Linked DNA regions of Mus musculus: region 1 is linked to region 2. A link is a contact called in ENCODE Hi-C or POLR2A ChIA-PET data. All regions are on one chromosome and are shown on one strand. Each heading gives the region's core, a stretch centred on a gene start or an enhancer-like site at or near the end of the contact. The rest is flanking DNA. Distances are from core to core; before and after follow the strand shown.

Evidence for each region. Hi-C counts contacts between places; a loop is a spot of excess contacts on that map. ChIA-PET counts read pairs that join two places held with the same protein, here RNA polymerase II (POLR2A).
Region 1: a loop to region 2 is called in a map of left cerebral cortex, with 4 times the contacts of the local background. The contact joins two enhancer-like sites. A Hi-C loop is called at or near these places in 1 of 37 maps with a recorded cell type or tissue (left cerebral cortex). POLR2A ChIA-PET finds 5 or more read pairs at or near these places in 1 of 5 experiments (embryonic stem cell).

What each region holds. Positions count from the first base shown.
Region 1 is chr16:34,466,410-34,473,220 of GRCm38, forward strand. All of the region lies in intron 1 of Kalrn (kalirin, RhoGEF kinase), which reads right to left. Among named protein-coding and RNA genes, the nearest start is that of Kalrn, 44 kb to the right of the region's middle. Within about 2 kb of position 3,207, at least 1 of the 3 ENCODE cell types and tissues checked has a DNase peak (open chromatin) inside an H3K27ac peak, as active enhancers do.
Region 2 is chr16:34,410,666-34,417,449 of GRCm38, forward strand. All of the region lies in intron 1 of Kalrn (kalirin, RhoGEF kinase), which reads right to left. Among named protein-coding and RNA genes, the nearest start is that of Kalrn, 100 kb to the right of the region's middle. Within about 2 kb of position 3,574, at least 2 of the 3 ENCODE cell types and tissues checked have a DNase peak (open chromatin) inside an H3K27ac peak, as active enhancers do.

The DNA.
Region 1 (6,811 bases), core at 1,957-4,456, 55 kb after region 2:
AAGACCAGCATCCACCAAAACTATTTATGGTCCTAGAACTCTGGGCAGGAAAAGGTCTGGGTTTTCAAGGCACATTCTTCCTTGCTTTTCAGTGACAAGTTGTCTGTCTTTCTCTATATTCTGGCACCTCTCTAACCTGCCTAGACATCTCTGTTATCCAGTTACCTCAGCCCAGGACTCCTCAAGTGAAACTTCAATGAATGATCAGTTTGAATTTTTATGTTGTTTTTCTTTTATTACAATCTGTCATCAACTAATACTTTAGTGGAAAAAATTAAATAACACTGCCAGAGGAGTGTTAATTTTAAAAACAACATTTAAGCTCTAATTTCTTAATTTTTAGATTCAACAGACACGTTACTTTGCAAACTGGTGTGAAGTTTCTAAATACAGCCTTTCCATTTCTGTCCCCCTCACCGCTAGCTGGCAGCAAGCATTTGGCAGAGCTCTGCAGTGGACAGGGAGCTCCACTCGGCACCTCCTTCCTCCAAGACAGCCAGGGGAACGTTAACAATCAAGGTTTAAAGTCTCTGTGCTTTGCATCCTGACTTCAATTCCTCACTTAGATTCAAACTCTCTCAGTGCTAGGACCATGTCCACTGGGCCTTGAATATGACCAGACACCTCATGGGAGCTTAATTACCTGCTGACAACCTAAAGATTTAAACAGACATATTATTTACTTTTACCTTTTCACAGTTTAGACAACTTAATGGGTGCGTTTGTAAAGACCTGCCCCAGGAGGACACTCTGTCCCTTGGCATCCCTCCTTGTTTGTCTGAGCCTCGTCTCTCTTTTTCCCCCACTACTGGATGCATCTCCACTTAACTGAAATGCACAGATATGGTCACTGCTTCTTTTCTACTGAAGGAAAAGACAGAATAAATTGCAGAAAGTGCCATTCATCAACTCCTGCCTCTCTAGATAAACATGCGAGCAAACGGAGAACATCTATTAATTTACTTCCCGGGGATACCGTCAGGCTAATCTCTCAGTGTCACTCCAACACTGGCACATGATGGCTGTCCAATAAGCACCTATGCAAAGGGTCACAATGTGCCAGCAAGTCACAAGGGCTGCAAGCCACATCTTCACTGTGTCACTGGGAATGTATGCACAATTTTAACCAAAACAGGGCAGTGAATTGCACTGGAAGTCAGGTCCAGGCATTCTAAAGAGGTTGGCTACTCAGACCGGACAGTAAAATCAGACAGAAAAACATTTTAAACACTCACGCCTGTACCTCAGTCGCAGAGATTATTCCACGCGACTAGTCTAAGAACTCAGAAGGTCCTTAGATGTATGCTCAGAAGACAAATGACTGGGTTAATAGGTGAGGAGTTGGGGCAGATGTGAAGCTGGTCCTGACTTCTGTCCCTACACACCCCTACCCTAGAGGGTCTTCTCCCAAGGGTTAGCCTCAAGCTCCAGCCAGGATGTATCCCTCTTTGTCTTCTCTCGGGTCTGAAGCAGAGGAGGCTGCTTTGAAATACTGTGCTCTAAGAAAGCATGGATTTGCTTCATCCTTGCCTTTTTCAAGCAACAAACTTTGGGGCTTTCTGAAACGCACACCCAGAAGGCCCCTGAGCCTCACTGGCCTCTGCTCACACAGGATGCGAACACTTCATCTCATTTATTTCTTATTAATCTAATGGTTGTTCATCGATTGTTTTTCTGGAGGCTTCTAAGTCCAAGATCGTGTCTGAGACTGCAGACTTCCAGGGCAGAGAGGCCAGGGACGGGGATGAGAGATGCCAGCTGCCTACTGAGGGCAGACAAAGGTAACAAACTCAAGGCCTCATGAAGTATCGACCGCCCCGTGTCAAGGAGCAAGGAAAGGTTGGCTGAACTCATGAGCTACACCAGCAGTGTGATTTTGGGGCTGCCCAAGCTTCTGATCTTTGGATACCTTTTGGGGATGCTATTATTTTTTGGCTGTCAGAGACCCCCACCCCAATGCTTTCATGACCTGGAGGAGCCCCTGAATTTGTCATTCTCCCTCTGCATCCTGGCCTTCCCACTCCTTGAGCCGCATACTGAGATAATCTGGATGCTGTGTGGGGGTATCTAGAAGGAGATGAACACGGGGAAACTGGGGAATCAGCTGTGAAATCCAACACATTTTTTTTTTAAGGTGGAAAATAAAGGAAGAGAGAAAATGCCTTAGACGCTGGGAAAGCACCTTCACCAGACACTCCTCGGGTCTCCCCTTCCTACCCACCTAATAGGTTTCATTGTTCACATGACTTGCCCTACATCAGAAAATACTCCTGTACTTGTTCAGGATATCTACCCTGCTTTAAGAACAGTTGGAAACCACAGACTTCCTTGCTGAACTTGGAGCTTTTTAGTCATCACTGGAAGCTTTGGAAACATCAGAACTGCTAAATGTTGCTTGTTTTATTCCCTCCGGTCTGCCTGCCTGCATATTGATGATGCTCTATCACCAGCACTAACAGGCATTTTCTGGGATAATTTTGCCTCCACACCCAAATGGAAAAGGACCCTTGTTTCTTAGTAGGTTCCCTCCTTCAGTTCTTATAATTCATGAGCTAAATTTTGGGCTGTACTCAGACCATCCCCGCTTGCAAGCAGCAGGGTCAAGATTCAAACCCAGGGAACTATGACACCATTGCTCACAGAGGCTCATCTTCCTGAAGGCACCAAAGAGTTAAATCTGACTGACTTCCATTCCAATGCAGGACTCAGGAAGCCCCAACTGACTAGCTCCTCCTACGGGGCTCCATCAACTGTGTGGCTTGCCTAAACCATCAGCATGGAGGAAAAAGAAAAGCAACATCATCGTCCAAATGCAGGCAGACATGAGAGCACACATGGTGGAAAGGAGAAGGGTAGCATCCGGACCAAAGAGGTACCCTGTGGGCCCATCTGAGATATCCCCTTCCCAGGAGCACCTCTCAACTGTAAGATTCTGAAAAAGATGATTCATCCATTCACCATCAAATTGGTATATATTAAATACCTAGTGTGTGCCTGGGACCACGACCTGTACCACGGTTGGGGGGGGGGGGCGCACACAGCACAGTGAACAAAGCAGCCACAGTTCCGATCTTCATAGAGCCAGCTGCTATAGAGGAGCAAGACGGGGGTTCCAGGGCCTCTGTGTGGTAACAGAACCTCCTGACACACTACCTTAAATTTAGAGCTGAAGCACTTTTGTGGGAGGAGAAGGAGGAGTATAGGAAACCAAACTGGTTGCTATGCAACCGTGATGATTTATTCTTAGCCAGAGCAGGAAGAGCAGCATGGAGCAGGGAAAGCAGCATGGCGCAGGAGTGGGTGGGGGGTGGAGCCGGGTGTGGGGGAGGCTGGAGGAGGACAGAGTGGGAGGCAAAGTGGGGTGCACAGCAGTGCTGAGGCTGCACCTGCAGGCCTCACCCCCAGAGGCTCACACAAATGCATGTACCACAGCATTTGCTCTCAGGGGGCAGTTAGGAGATTATGAGGACAGCCCCAGGAACCACAGAAAAGCCCTTGTTTGGAAGCTTGAAATTAACCTTCAGTATAAGTAGACTCGTACCGATACCAAAAAGGGACACATAATATAAGATTGAACATAAGAGCCCACCACGGGGGATAGAGCTCACATGCTTAGAGACGCTTAGCCAGTAAGTATTTTCTAAGCTCCTCTAGGTTCACCGTCACCTGCAGGAGCATGGGGAGGGGTAGGAGGTGATGGCCCCTTGCTGAAGCAAGACATGTGCCAGTGGAATGCAGGGGCCAGCTCAGTGATGACAGATATATCCTTGTGACCTGGGGCTGTGTGCAAGACCTGGCTCAGCACTGGGCCTGTTCTGGGAAGACCATGGCAGGTTAATTTCACATCTCAGGGCTTCAGGCGCCTGACCTCTCAATGGAGAGACTCACACCAAACAGTCGTTCACATACAACACCTATGTCTTTGACACTGCACACAATACAGGGTTTAGGTGAAGGTAGAGCTGAGTACCTTGTGGAATACTTAGGAAGAGCTGCCTGGAAAAGGTGGGGCTGAGAACAGTGGGGTAGGGACTTGGCAAAGCATGAGGGAGACTGGGAAACTTGCTCAAAGCTGTGCCGCAGAACTGAGGTATAAACCCTGAGCCTGCAGAGCCTCCACTAGCCCATGCTGCCTCTCTGAGACACTGAGCTAAGAAAGGGAGGTGTGAGCAGAGACTCCGGAAAAGAACATGTACAGAGATGCTGAACAGCTGAAAATAGGCAGGGTTCATAAAGGAAGAGTGCTGAAGCAAGAACCAGCTATGACCATCCCGAGAGTGCAGTGAACAGAAAGCATAGGACCCGGTGGTCAGCAGCCAACATCTGTCACGCACTGGGTGGTACAGAAGGCAGTGGTATATGAAAGACGCTTTGATTTGAATTAATTTATGACTAGGAAGATAAAATGATGTGAAGATTAATAATTAGCGAGGCACTACAAAAAGTGTCAAGCAAGGTGTAAAAAAAAATCATAATACTGTTTAAAGGGTGAATGGCTGCTTCCACACATAAGGGATTGGACCTGGACTTAGTGGATTTAGGCTGAGGATGTCCAGGAGATGGGAATAAAGGCACACCATGTGGGGAAAGGAGAGTTTCACCTGGAAAACAAAAGGCAGCAGAGGCTGGTGGACCTCTCGGCTCAGGGGTGGGCTGCTGTGAAGCACCTCAGAAAAGCTACACTGATAGAATGGACAGCTTCAGCTGCAGGTGGGGACCCCAGGCTTCTGCCAGAGGCTGCAGAAACCCACTGACTGTTGAGCCAGGAAGATAGATAGAGAGTGACTCTAAGAGGCCAGGAAGGGACACGTGACAAGGGATGAAGAACTAGCAGGTAGCACTGAGATTGGTGGGGACACCCTGGTTCTCAGGTATATCTAGGACAAAAAGACAACTCCTGTTATCTGGGAATAAGTTCACCAGCCCTCAAGAGAATAAGATACATATTCAGAACTAGAAAATCCCAGGAAAAATCATAACAGAGGAGAAGGTGGTGGTGAGGCAGACTAACCCCACTTCACAACTCTGTTGAAGGTCCCTCCAGGACACTGCTTGCAAAACAAGCCACAATTCAGTTTAAATGGGTGGGTGATGCTCCTTAGCACACTGCCACAGGGGACTCCCCGGACACGAATTAGATCTCGAGAGTCACTCCACATGAAATAGCCCTGACTCTCAGGACAAGTGAGCCAAAGCTGCAAGACCAGGAGATGGTTGGTTGTCATCCAGGGAGATGCAAGCCCTCCCTGCTCTCTAAGCCTCCAGGGAAGGTGGGACAGCTGCTCTGCAGCCTGGGAACTGTATGTTCTCTTAAGAGATGTCACAAGGAGAGAGATCAAACTGATAGTCAGAGGCGAATTATTCCCACTGAGTGATGTTTATGGGTCCAGCCTAGGAAGATTCTACTTACTATTTCAAGCAGTAATTCCTGCTGTGCTACAGTGTGGGTCAACATGAGGAGTCTGTCCAGCATCTTAGCAGACTGCAAAGGATGAGATTCAGGAGTCAAGAAGACTAGGGTGAAAGGCATAGCTGTTCCATCTGGCCGAGTGTGGGAAACCCTCAACCTCTCTGATTAAGTAGACCAGCATCAAACACCTAGCATAGTACAGACACAGGCTGTGCCACGAAAAATTTAGTTACCCTGAGAGAGAGCCTTCACAGCTCTTCATGTCTTGTGTAGTGATATTCCAAGACAGCACAAAAAATGAGTGATTTCCCCTTCTGTCTGTTACATATTGATCATGATTCACGTGATGAGCAGGGAAGGTGGGCTTGCATCTCCCTGGGTGACGACCAACCATCCTATTCTTGCAGCTTCGGCTCACTCGTCCTGAGATTCAGGGCTATTTCACATGGAATGATGAGCAGGTGAATCCTGGGCAGCTGAAACTAAGTTCCCTCCTCAAAGTATGAAGGAAATGAAGAATTCATCTATAAACACAGCCTGGGGCTCCACGTGCCACCTTTTCCTGCCGGGCAGTGGCAGTTGAAATTTTACTATGAGAGGTTGGTTTCCTTATCTCAGCATGCTTCTCATACATTACAAACTCTTCAGTGAGGAATCGCCCATTAAGCTGTTAGCAATCATGAGTAAAGAGGATCAGGTGTCTGCAGGAGCAAGTATTTTAATGCCTGGGGGAGGAGGGGGAGGAGAAGGGCTTTTTAGAACTGGAGTCACTGGCTCTATTTGGGTAGGCTACTGAAGTACGAAACCAGAGGGGCAAGGGATGCTAGAAGACAAGTTTCAGCCTTGATCACCGGATGAGAGGGTGTTGTGGAAGCGGTAACCCTGCTGGCTGGAGAGTTCACGACACAACGTGGGACACAAAGTACCACAGAAGTGTCGCGCGCACGCGCGCGCACACACACACACACACACACACACACACACACACACACAGTCTATGCATCACCTGTGCTGCCTTTCTCCAGAAACTCCCTTCAAAATTGATTACAGTCTCTTGATATCCAAATCCAAGACGTGGTCCCATCCCCACTCAGCTCTGATGCCTGTGTTCCCTGCAAACTCTTGCACAAGGGGACCCTACTTCCCTTGAATGCCTCAACCCCTCTTGCATCCCTCATTTTTATGCCCTAAAACATTGTCTCTCCTTCCACAGCACCCTCCTTGTCCTTCCCAGGGCAGAGGGACACTGCCCAGCAGCCCTTGGCCAAGCAGAGAGGAGTGGTTGTTATAGGGCCTGAAGCAAGGCTGGTGCATAATGATCTGCAGATGAAATGAAGGAAGCTAACGCACCAGAAGGCCAGCCCTGAAGAGAGTCTGGATGGTCATACCACAGGAAGACCC
Region 2 (6,784 bases), core at 2,324-4,823:
GGTTGTGCTTCTCCACATGCCACACTTCCCAGAATGCCCTAGAGCTAAACACAACAATTCTTTCTGGTGACGTTGGATGAACTATATTCACGGTAGTAGCAATTTCTATTAGTGCCTGGCCAGTTGCTCATCGAGCCTGCTTCCCTCTCTGAAGGATGCGACTTTGTTGCATTTCCCAGCTTGTAAAAAAAACTTTGGTTTTAAGAGCCTGGAGCCTGGAGACTGAGTTCCAGCTGATGCAATGTGGACATCTTGTCACATGTTGTATCTAGGACCATCCAGAGATGCCATACCTCGACATAGTTCCCATGTTTTATCTGTTCTCTAGAGGCTAGAGGCAAAGATAGTTCCCATGTTTTATCTGTTCTCTAGAGGCTAGAGGCAAAGGTTCCAGAGAACTCTAAGACGCAGGAGAGCAAAGCCACTGACTGAGCAATAGCAGATTGGGGCCTTCGTTGTGACTAGTAGGGATCTGTGATGGGCCACAGAGCAACACGTAAGCTTCTAAGACATCACTGCTAACCTGCACTGCTAACCTAGCTGCCAGTCTGTACTGAGCAGTGAGCAGAGAACACTGCCATTATTGGCACCATTTTTGGTAGACTATTAATGGTGGAGTCTACGAACTGCTTTTTTAGCTCTATTTCAAAACTGTTCGTCTTATGCTATTCTATCCTACAAATATAATCTCATTAAAAGTAACAAGGGTGTGTCAATAATCTGGGTGCAAAAGCTTCAGAACTCAGAGAGAGTCCAAGTCAGCATAGGAGAGAAAAGGCCTGGAAAGGATTTGGTAACAATGAATAGTAGCTAGCTACTTTACATTCTCTAAGAGTTCCTCCAGGATCATGCCCTCTAGGATCAGACGCCCTGACAGACCCTCAAGAAAGCACTGGATACATTCTAGGGAATGATCAAAACATAAAGTACTTTGATCTTTCTGTTTCCCAAACATAAGTCCTGGTCCTTGCCTTTCCTAGACTGGCTGCAACTGCATCTTCAACTCCTATGGAGTGTTTCTATCCAGATGGCCCCCAAAGTAAAACTTAGCTGCTGGCCTCCCTAGCTCCTCCACTGTGCTGAGGAGGGCAATAATCAATTGTTTCATTCTCCCCCTCTGCTGGAAACAGAAAGGAAAGAATCTCATTAAATCCCCTCACCCTTTCCTGAGATAGGCATTATTCCCATCTCATAGATGTGGAGACCGAGGCTCACAACAAATAATTTACCTGGCATTACACAGCTCAGGTTAGAAGGAAGAGCAGCGATGCTCTTCATCTGGGTAAAGCATCCTACCTGGTTGGAATTCTCCCTGAAGCAGCTAACTACACCCAGTGATGCTCAGAGCCTGCTCATGCTAGCAGCAGAGAGACAATTTTATTTTCAGAGTTTTTTTTTTTTTCCCCAGCTGGTTGATAAACAGATTGGTATCTTGAAAGTTGCTACAACACAAGTATTTACACAATAGCGATCAGCAACTGCTACAAACACAACTACCAGGGTTTTTCTTCCTCTTTAGAAACATCACTGCCTAGGCTTTCTATCTGGCCCCACTTTGTGGTACTAGAAGCTCTCTATCTGGCTGAAATCTCAGGAATAGTAAAAAGCCAATGCCCCTTGGCTGGAGACTTCATCAGTTCAAAAGTAAAGATCAATGCTACGCAGACAAGAAGGACGAGGAAGAATCACGCCCTCCTCCACACAACTCGTGCTTCTGACAGCTCCCTCGGGAGCCCCCGGAGAGCTAATGAGAAGCAGCTAGGAGGACCACACAAGACAGAAGGCAGCTCCGCTGGGGAGTCAGGGTGAAGACTACAACGGGAAGAGTTGTTTGTCAAGTAAGGATGGAAGAAGGCATCATAGACCATTTAAGGTAAGTTAAAAGCTAGGAATTTAAAATGGTATTACTCATTTTGTATTTGTATATGTGTTTGCACATGCATGCCACACGTGCTTATGGAGGTCAGGAGACAACTCTTCCACCATCTGGGTTTTTTGGATCGACTTAGGTCCCCAGGCTTGGCAGGAAGTGCCCTTACCCACTGAGCCATCCCACCAACCCAATTTGTTTCTGTAATGAGCAAGCACACTAACTTCACTCAGTACTTTAATATAGAGCCACAGATAATCCAAAACAGAAGAGAACGGTCACATGATGTGTTTCAAAGCCAACAACGAATATTTGGAATTTTTTCTTTGATCAGTGGCAAAAGATTTACCTTCTTGGATCAAAGTGCCTCTTAATTAGATGACCATGAGCTGAGCTGATATGCAGCTAACCGATACAGCATCTTATGGAGCTAGGGGGGGGGGGCAGCCAGTCTGAATTTACTCTTTCTTTTTAAGTAAATAATCCATCTATGCAGAATAATCCTGTGTGAAAATGAAGACCTTATTGTTTGAGCTTGTAGCTCAGAGCTGTTCTCAAAGCTGAATGGTCACTAGATCAATGGAGATGACTTAAAAATATAGACTCTGTTGTTTGTATTTAGATTTACATTCATAAGTCTAGGAAAGTACATGTTTGCCAGAACTGAACCAAAACACTCACAAAAACATATGAGCAAACAAAACTATCATGATAATTAAGATAATTAAAGGCTCTGAGAAATCTAAGTAAATTTGACCCATGTATAGCTAGGAAAAAGAAAAACTTAGGACAGAGGACATGCAGAGGATTGCAGGTTGAATACACCTTTAATAGATCCAGCAGGACTCTAAGGAAGGCAGGCAGGCTAATTGGCAAATGCTGGCTGTTTTTGCAAGGCAAATTCTCTCTTTAATCAGAATCCTCATCTGCCACACAGAAGGACTCACTGCTGAACTGCTGGGCTCCTGGGATACACCCACCACCTTGTGAACCGCTTGCTATCATTGCCCTGCTACTAGAATGTTTTTCTTCTGTGGGAGCCCTTAAGCTAAGGCCTTTAAAGACACCCTAGCTGCCACCTGGCTCCCTCAAGTTCCCTTCTCCAGCAGTGGCAGCCGGGAGCCGTAGCAACTCCTGCTGCCACCAAGTACAGTGGTCAGCTGAGGGAGAGGCACCAGCAGTCAAAAAAAGAGACACTGATTTCAGCTTGTCTCAGCCCCAAGTCGGCTACAAGAGCAAACTTCCAGTTTCCCTGGGTCTTAATTTCCAGCCCTGCCAATGAACATAAAGAAACCGGATCTATCTTGGCCCAAAGCTCTGCAAAAGAGCTCAGGAAAAAGGGTTAATGAGAAATTTGCCATTCAGCTCAGTATAACGAGCCAGCCTGTCACTGTCCCTGGGCACTTTCCCGCCCTGGTCAGGAAGAATACTGGCACCTCCAGACTAACTGCTGCACGGAGCTTCAGCTAATTGGAAGCTGGATGACAGATGACATCGGGTTTCTGGGAAAGGAAATGATCTCTCCAGCCCCTGCCTGCTGCAGCCAGAAGGAAGGGGGAAAGGGAACTTCCCCAGAGGGGCCCGATCAAGGCTCCAAGGGGCAGGGAATAAAACATTAATGGAACTCGAGCCACCACCAGAACGTGTCAGGGAGTAAAGGAACCAAGCAAAGCTGAGACTGGAGAGGTCTGCTGGTCCTGCCTGCCAGCTGGCACACTACCCTGGAAATGAGATGCAGCCAGCCAGCCAGTCAGCCGGCCGGCCGGCAGCAGGACAACACTGGAGGACCATGGTGGAACCAGGAGCCACAGGGGCTCTGGAGATTCTCAGAATTACAGCAGCAACTCTACATTCTTTTCCAGAAGGCAAGGGATATGAGCAGTAAGAACATGTAATAAAACCAAAAGTGCTAGGGAGGCCTTGGCTATATCTGTCAACCAACTAACCAGAGACAGGGCCAATGCCATGGGTGGGGGGACGAAGGCATTAGCAAAAGCCACATTGTCCAAGCTCTGGCTGAAGGATTTCAGAGAGATCCACTATTTTCCACGATTGTTCCCCTAGAGGGAAGGTTCCAGATCACCACGTTGAGGATTTTTTCTCCCTAATTTAAAATTTCAAAATCATTTCTTGTCACTGAAAACATGCCAAACACACTTCCCACACATCTAGCACCAAAGCTGCTGTGTTTTCTCCTGAATGTGAAGGAAGGAAGGAGCCGGGTCTGGGTGTAAGCGATGAGATGTGACAGGAAACACTTCTTGCTCCATCCCTGCACCTGGGCCCTTCGCTGGGCCCCAGCTGGCTGCAGCTTGCCCCCTGCAAGAGCCTGGTCTCCAGATGGTCCGCATCATGGCTGCAGAGCCAAGACTCACTACTTATCTATGAGTCCTCAAACCTCAGCAAAGATCCCCCAAGCCCAGACAGAGCAGGAGTTCGTTGATAGCAAATCCCTGAATATGTTTATGGATATACTTCATTTCAAGTAAATGTGCACACCCTCAGACCCCACATTCTTCAGAAACACAGCACCCCAAATTCTGTTGCTTTCTCATGTACAGAGTTTTCCATCAGATTGGGAGCTCCCAGGATGGGTCAGAGAACAGGGCCCGCACCCATTCACCTATTCAAATCCTAGCAGAGCCTCTGCCCAATAAGACCTTATAATACTTCGTGATGAGAACACCATTTGAAATCCCAGTTTTTGATTTTTCTTTTCCAAAATGATTTTTTTTTTCAAAAAGGTAAAAGCTCTAAAAACTGTCAGTGTCTATTTTCAAAAAGAAAACATATCCAGGGCTCCAGTCCTCCCAGAGAAGTGCCAGGACTCTGAAGTGACCAAGAGCTCAGCCAGAGGGAGTCAAGGAGAGCCATTGTTCTCTCTTGGAAAGAATGGCCAGCATGAAGCACTGTCTCCACCACCCTCTGAGTCCAAATTCTGCTGACGCTTCCCAGACCTCCAAAGTCTGTATTAGAAAGGGTTACATTAGGCTGAGAGATGCAGAGAACAATACTGTAGTGGGCTAACTTATTTGTCATAAGCAACAAGAAGTGTGGGGCTGATGCTCACTGCACTTAGGGGTGGCTATTTTCTTAACCCACCATCCTTGGCCTTTATCTATTGGTAACAAGATGGTTGCAGCACCTCCTGGGATCTTATTCCTATTTCAGAAGAAAGATTAGCAAACAGTAAATAACTTTTTCTTTGGGTGACTTTGTCTTTGTTTAGGAAGAGAAGACCTTCCCTTTAATTTATAGATATCTATATATCTATCCTGTGTCTCATATAGCCTTCCTAAGTGCTTCACTTTTCACTCTGTGTAGTAAGGGAAGAAATAGACATTAAGTACACAGCTGGTGTGCCACATACACAGATTTATAAATTAGAAGGACCAAGGACCCTTATGCCCTAAGAGAAATATGTTCAGTAGCTCTGACCTTCTGCTCTGAAAAAGTACAGCCTAGACTCCTGTAAACCCCACAGGCTTCCACACATGTTCCCATCCATTCAACATGCAGGTATGCTTACATGCACCTGTTCATGAATTCTCCACCGCGGTTCTGTAAAGCGAGTGATGTGGACTATGACAGTGAAGCTCACATCAATGGGACTAGCTCCTGTCCTGCCATGTGAGATCATGAAGCAGGTTCTCTGCAGGAAGGACAAGTCCTTAACAGATACAGAGTCTTGAGCTCATACTTTTCCGGGCTCCCAAACAGAGATATAAATGCTTATGTATGCCATCCGTGTGATCTTTTACTGTGGCTATACTCTATCGGTAGGGATGAGCTAGATCCCCATTGTACATAGACAAAGAGGCAAAGGCTCAGAGAGGCAGAGTGACCTGCCAGATGTCTACAATAAGTGGTAGGACACGGTTCAGACCCAGTCCTCTGGAGTCAGCCCACTGCTCTTTCTGCTGCACCTCTCCTCAGTCTTTGCTTATTGCCTATTTGCCGGCTGCTGCTGCTGCACCCTCCCTTATGGTGTTCCTTTCCCTTGTCTGCAGAAGGAAAAGACATCATGGGGAAATCAAATTCCATGCAGTATTGAAAAGATTAAGAGCCTCCGAATCCCACCAGCATCCATATACTGTGCTAGGATGAACTAAAACAGCCAACCCAAGAGTGAACATGGCCCTCCTGGGACCACCCTTATCTCTTTGCCTCACTCCACCCTCATTGAGAACCCCTCCTAGAATGACAGCTATCTGCAAGGCATGCTGCAGTAGATTCATATCGTTCAGGCTAGCCGTACATTCCTACAGTAGAGCATGCAGGGAACTCCATGGGAGTGGCTCAGTTCTCCTTCCACATACGATTTTTGCAAGGGTTCTCTAACTCGATATTATTTTCTTAACCTCTGACATGGTGCCTTGGCACAGTGGGAAGTTCTTCATAAAAAAAATCTCAAGCAGGTAAATACAAAACACTGATCCTTCCTGTTTCCCATACATTTCTTATTTCTAACTTCCCTTTTCCGGGGTGCTGGAGGCTGATCCTGGGTCTGCTAAGCAAGCAGTCTGCCACCGAACTACTTCCCAGCAGTGACCACAGAGTTCTCCACACCCACTCTTCAGAGTAGGACGAGCCGTGTAGAGCAGATCCAGAAAAGTCTTGGAATAAAGATGTTCAAGGATTCCGAGTCCCAGGCATTGGATGTGGTCTTTCTGCATTTCTAGAAGGTATGTGAGAAGGCAAGGAGATTGTGTCATGAGGGTGAAGTTCTCATCACTAGGTTTGATTTCCTTATGAAGAAGAAGCCAGAGATCTTGCCTGTCCATTCTGTCTTGTGAGACCACACAGAAGAAAGACACTGTACGTGAAAACTGGCCCACATTAGACACAGCATCTGCAGGTACCTTGAATTTGTTCTTCCCAGCCAATAAGAATCCTCGCAGGCAGCATTCCTAT